Regions from separate parts of the Homo sapiens genome. Here region 1 is linked to region 2. A link is an interaction called in ENCODE POLR2A ChIA-PET data of the cell type or tissue named here. Cell type or tissue: GM12878. All regions are shown on one strand. Links, peaks and the distances in the headings refer to the core of each region. The heading gives the core; the rest is flanking DNA.

What was found. ChIA-PET counts read pairs that join two places held together with the same protein. Peaks named below come from ENCODE experiments on the same cell type or tissue, not always from the same donor. Only the 100,000 strongest peaks of a DNase experiment are listed, where the experiment ranks them.
Region 1: POLR2A ChIA-PET joins it to region 2 with 5 read pairs; 2 of 35 experiments call an interaction of 5 or more read pairs at or near these places.

The regions. Positions count from the first base shown.
Region 1 is chr6:71,444,846-71,447,766 of GRCh38, forward strand. All of the region lies in intron 4 of LINC01626 (long intergenic non-protein coding RNA 1626), which reads left to right. Among named protein-coding and RNA genes, the nearest start is that of LINC01626, 25 kb to the left of the region's middle. In GM12878, for the core only: no CTCF peak of the experiment used is centred there; DNase peaks (open chromatin) are centred at 1,192, 1,526 and 1,826.
Region 2 is chr6:71,669,955-71,672,875 of GRCh38, forward strand. No RefSeq gene overlaps it. Among named protein-coding and RNA genes, the nearest start is that of RIMS1, 220 kb to the right of the region's middle. In GM12878, for the core only: no CTCF peak of the experiment used is centred there; no DNase peak of the experiment used is centred there.

The DNA of each region.
Region 1 (2,921 bases), core at 242-2,741, 220 kb before region 2:
GTTACATGTTCAGCCAAGGGTGACACTCTCATATTTATTGTTTTAAGAATAATCAATATTATTGATTACATATTTTTATTTGATAAGTGAGCAAGTATTTTAATGATCTTTTAGATATCTTTTTTATGATTAGAGAAGTATTACTTGTTTTCATGCAGTGTAGGCTAGCTTGTCCAGAAAAATAGAAAGAGAGTTTAATGGAGACCTGTCATCTTCGAGAAAAAATATGCAAAAATATTTGACTCTCTATTACATTTCTAAAAGTTTTAGTTTTTTTTGAGTAATTTATACTTGGGAGAGATACATGTATCTTTAGTATCTTTAGTAGTTTGTGGCACGTAGATAGACTTTATTAACAAAAGGTATTTATTCCTTCCTATTGAGAAATAGAGATCTAGACAAATATGGGGATAACTTTAGCAAACTTATCCTTGGTAGAAGAAACAGTTCTCAGTTCATATGAGATAAATTAGCGGACACTTTCTCAAAAGAATGAATACAATAATACTAAGAGAAACAACAAACAACTAACTTTTTTTTTTTTTTTTTTTTTTGAGACGGAGTCTTGCTCTGTCACCCAGGCTGGAGTGCAGTGGTGTGATCTGGGCTGACTGCTACCTCCGCCTCTTGGGTTCATGCAATTCTCCTGCCTCAGCCTCCTGAGTAGTTGGGATTACAGGCATGCGCCACCATGCCCAGCTAATTTTTGTATCTTTAGTAAAGATGGGGGTTTCACCATGTTGGCCAAGATGGTCTCGATCTCTTTACCTCGTGATCCGCCCGCCTTAGCCTCCCAAAGTGCTGGGATTACAGACGTGAGCCCCTGCGCCTGGCCACAACTCACATTTTTTGTGTGCTTGCTACATGTCAGGTTTTTTTCTACATAAATTGTAACTTATTTAATCCTCAGTACCCCAAATGAGGTAGCGAAAATTATCTTCATTTTACAGATGAGAAAAATGATGATAAGAAACCTTCCCAAGATCTCACAGCAAGTGTCTTGTGGAGCCAGAAATCACACACAGGCAGTCTAACATCAGGGCCTACACAATACCCATCATGCCATCCTCCCTGCAAACAGTGAGCCAAGAGATTTTTCAATCCTGTTTTGTAAACAAGCTGTTAACTTTAGCCAACTTATCCTTGGTAGATGAAACAGTGCTTATTTCATATGAGAGAAATTAACAGACACTTTCTCAAAAGAAAAAAAAATACAATGAAAAGGAATAGTGCTAAAGAGGACATGCTAATGAAGATTAACCGAAAGGATGTGTCTCTTTGACACATCTTTCCACATTCTTCCATTTGTTTGACTCCATTGGGATTTGCCCAGTCCCCAGTGTAACTTTTGCTTCTTTGGCTTACTCAGCAGCCTTCAAAATGGGAAACATGAAAAGAAGCACAAGTGTCCGGGCAGCCAGCTGGCAGAGGGAAATTCCAGTCATATTGTGCATCCCCTTGTGAACTTTTTGTTTCAGTTGTTCTTTGGCACACACAAGTCAAAATCTCAGCTGGCTATCTGCTTCTTGGGGGATGACAACTACACAATATTTGAAATGTCTAAACACAGCTAACCAGATCTGGTCTTTATCTGATCAAGCTCTAGTGTTTGAAAAAATTATATGCCAACGTGTGGGTCATAGGTTGTTGAGAACTAGTTACAAGAGAATAGGAAAGAACAATCTCTTTATTCTGTGGCTTTGGGTTGCCAGTAGATTAAAGGCTGAGAAACAAGCCCCAAACATAGCTCTATTGTATCATAACCATACTCAGAACTGCTCTGTGGCTCTGCAGGGCCTAGAGCATAAAGCCGAGGCATGTCACTTGGCATTTGAGTGTTCGTGGTCTGCTGATAGGCTCCATCTAGTATCATCCCTTGCACATGCTGGGCTGGTATTCAGAGGCTACTAACTGCTGCAGCTCTGCTGTTGGCTGCACACACATGCAGTCTCATTCAATGCTTATGCTTTGATAGATGTTAAAAGTTTTTAATCTCACTCCTTCTTCGCATATGCTTCATATACCATACTTTTTAAGTGAAATCTTACTCATTTCTTCACTTAGACATTATGCCTTTTAAGATCATTTGTTCTTGTTCATTCCATTTTACATCTATCACAATGCTTAGTGCTTTCTGAGCCATAGTAAGTACTAAACAAATTTGCGATATGAATGAAAGCATCATAAATGCTTCTTTCTTTCTTTCTCTGTCTCCCTCCCTCTTTCTTTCTTTCTTTCTTTCTTTCTTTCTTTCTTTCTTTCTTTCTTTCTTTCTTTCTTTCTTCTTTCTTTCTTTCTTTTTTTGTTCAGACAGAATCTTGCTATGTTGTCCAGGCTGGTCGACTCCTAGGATCAAGCTTCCCCCTCAGCTTCCTGTGTAGCTGAGACTACAGGTACACAACACCACACTGGCTCTGCTTCTTATCTTTCCCTAAGAAGGGAAAACAACTGTGGGTATCTGTCTGGGGAGAAGGGGCAGGGAGGGCAAGGATGGGAATGTTAGCTTGAGAAGGAAGCATGTGTATGTCCTCCCCCAGTCCTACTGGCACAGAAATTTTCCAAACCTGTGGAAGTGCAAGGGAAGCCATGAAATCGTTCTGTTCCTTCGTGGGTAGGAAGAAGAGAGATCCTCCTCCAAAACTCAGATAGTTTATGTGGAAGGGGAAAAAATAAGGCCAGCGTACAGGATCCAAGGAAAGAAAAATATGGGGATCTCACCATTGAGAAACATGCAGGAGTTTCACAGTCCAGGAGGATAACATGGGCACTAGAGCTCTAACTCCCATGACAAGCAAACACCTTGTCTGCCCAAGGGTGGTGAAATGAAGATAGCTGGTATTTATTAAATATTTACTAGTACCATCTGAAAATAATATTAAAAGTCAACCTCAGGCTTTAATGCCAGGCTGCTTGGATTCAAA
Region 2 (2,921 bases), core at 102-2,601:
GCTGGAAATGATTAAGGTTAGTGAGAAGGCCATGTAGAAAGCCAAGACAGGCTGAAAGCTAGACCTCATGGGCCAAAAGTTAGCCAAGTGGTGAATGCAAAGAAAAAGTTTTTTGAAGGAAATTAAAAGTGCTACTCTAGTAAACACACAAATGATAAGAAAGCAAAACAGCCTTATTGCTGATATGGAGAAAGTTCAGGTGGTCTGGATAGAAGATCAAATCAGCCACAATACTCCCTTAAGCCAAAGCCTAAACCAGCATAAGACATTTCAAGTCTACGAAGGTTGAGAAAATTAAGGAAACTGCAGAAGAAAAGTTTGAAGCTAGCAGAGGTTGGTTCATGAGATTTAAGGAAAGAAGCAGTTTCCATAAAGGTGTAAGGTGAAAGAGCAAGTGCTGATGGAGAAACTTCAATAAGTTATCCAGAATATCTAGCTTAGATAATTGATAAAAGTGGCTACAGTAAACAGCATATTTTTAATCTAAACGAAACAGCTTTCTATTGGATAAAGATATCATCTAGTACTTTCATGGCTAGGAGAAGTCAATGCCTGGTTTCAAATCTTCACAGGGCGGTCTGACTCCCTTGTTTGGAGCTAATGCAGCTGGTGACTTTTAAGTTGAAGTCAGTGCTCCTTTATCATTATGAAAATCCTAGGGCCATTAAGAATTATAGTACTTTACCTGTGCTCTATAAAGGGAAAAAAAGAAGCTTGGATGACAGCACATCTGTTTATGCCATGGTTTCCTAAATATTGTAAACCACATAATTGTTTGGAAGAATTTGATGACTGGGGGAGAGGGGCTCAAAACTTCAATGGAGGAAGTCACTACAGATGTGGGAGAAATAGCAAGGGAATTAGAATTAGAAGTTGGGCCTGAAGATGTGACTGAATTGCTGCAATCTCACCATCAAACTTGAATGGATAAAGAGTTGCTTCTTATGGAGGAGCAAAGAAAATGGTTTCTTGAGATGGAACCTACCCATACTGAAGATTCTGTGAACATTGTTGAAATGACAACAAAGGATTTACAATATTACAGAAACTTAGCTGGTAAAGCAGTGGCAGGATTTGAGAGGTTTGACTAAAATGTTGGCAGTTCTTTCAGGAGTAAAATGCTATCAAACAGCATTGTATGCTATAGAGAAAGGAAGAGTCACTTGCTGTGGTAAACTGTATTGTTGTTTTATTTCAAGAAATTGCCACAGCCACTCAACCTTCATCATCTACTACTGTGATCAGTCAGCAGTGATCAATGTCAAGGCAAGACCCTCAAACAGCAAAAACACTGTGACTCACTGAAGAGTCAGATGATCATTAGCAATTTTGGGGAATAAAGTATTTTTAAATTAATGTCTATACATTTTTTTAGACATAATGTTGTTGCACATTTAAGAGACCATAGTATAATATAAACATAACTTTTATATGCAGTGCAAACCAAAAAATTCCTATGACTCTCTTTATTGTGACATTCTTCCATTGCAGTGATCTGGAACTGAACCCGCAATATCTCCAAGGTAGGCCTCTGTTTCTAGGGAAGTCATTATGTATGATCTACATTTAGGGAGTGGCACGACCTCCTTGAGGACTGAGTATATTCTGTTCAATTTTACCATCAGGCTTTATATGTTTGTTTTTATGCAACATTTTACAAGGGTTGTGCTAAGTTATTGATGACATTTATGCACTTACAAGACAACTGGCATACTATTGTGACTTGGGTAAAGGTGCAGAACTGGGTAAAGAAAGAAAATGTTCTTTTCATTTACTGGACACTTTGTGGGCAGTAGACCCTGGCCACAAACATAATGCTGTGGGTATCAAAGATCTGCTCTCAAGAAGGTTATAGTTAAGTACAATAAACTAGCACAGTTTTTTAGATAGAAAATCTGTACGAAGGTATAGACAAGAACTTTAAGACATAAATAATTTTTTTTTTTTTTTTTTTTTTTTTGCTGCCTGGAGTCAAATTCCCATAGGGTATTTCAATGTCTCTCAGTCTACTAGGAATTTAGTGTAAATAGATATGCGAAGGTGGGTCTTCCAATTAGCCAGATGTGACCCCGTTGATGTCCTAGAGGAGAGGCATGGTATATAACCCTTAGCTTTTGCTGGTGGGTTCTCAAAGGGCCTGAGAGCAGCATGATCCCTTGAGGCCCCTGTGATATAAGCCACAGAATGACTGGGCCAGTGAAAAAGTATTCTTCCATTTTACCCAAATGACTTTTTCACGAGCTGCGTAAGTTTATTTTTATCTTCCATTTGGCCTAAAATAGTAATTTTGCTTCATTTCTTTAGGCTTTTGAGCCTCAATTATATATCCTTGACAAGAAATTCCCAAAGAGTATTTCAGATCACCAGGTCACAGGATGTCAATATACAGTATACAAAAAAAAAATGATTTCTGTAAGTATATAATCTTGAAGTTTCATTAGGCTTAGTGAACTTAAGGTTTATTTTCACTCTTTTCTTTTTCTTAATTAGACCTAAAATAAACACAGCTAGAACCAAAAGTATACTAATTGAATTCCAAATTATTCCTTTTTTTCTTTTGCCACACTGAAAGAAGCTTAGTTCTGTATGGTGTCCAGGTTGGCCTATAATGGCTGCTGAGTAAATTTTGACTGTTACAAACCGACTACAGTGATCCAGCCCCACCAGCCCAGAGTTTGTTTAGGGTAAATTCTGCCACATTTCTGACTGAGACTTAGAGGGAGAAGGCTGAGAAGGCTTTGGGAAAGCCTTAAATTAGATGAATAAGGAAGAGATTTTGGATATCATCCTTTATGAATTGGTTCCTGGTCTGCTGTGGCTATTTATGAGCACAAAGGGCACTCGCTTGGGGGCAGTCGGACATGCTGAAGATGGCAGAACAGAAAGACGAAAAGAACTTTGCTGCTTATAATGTCACCAAA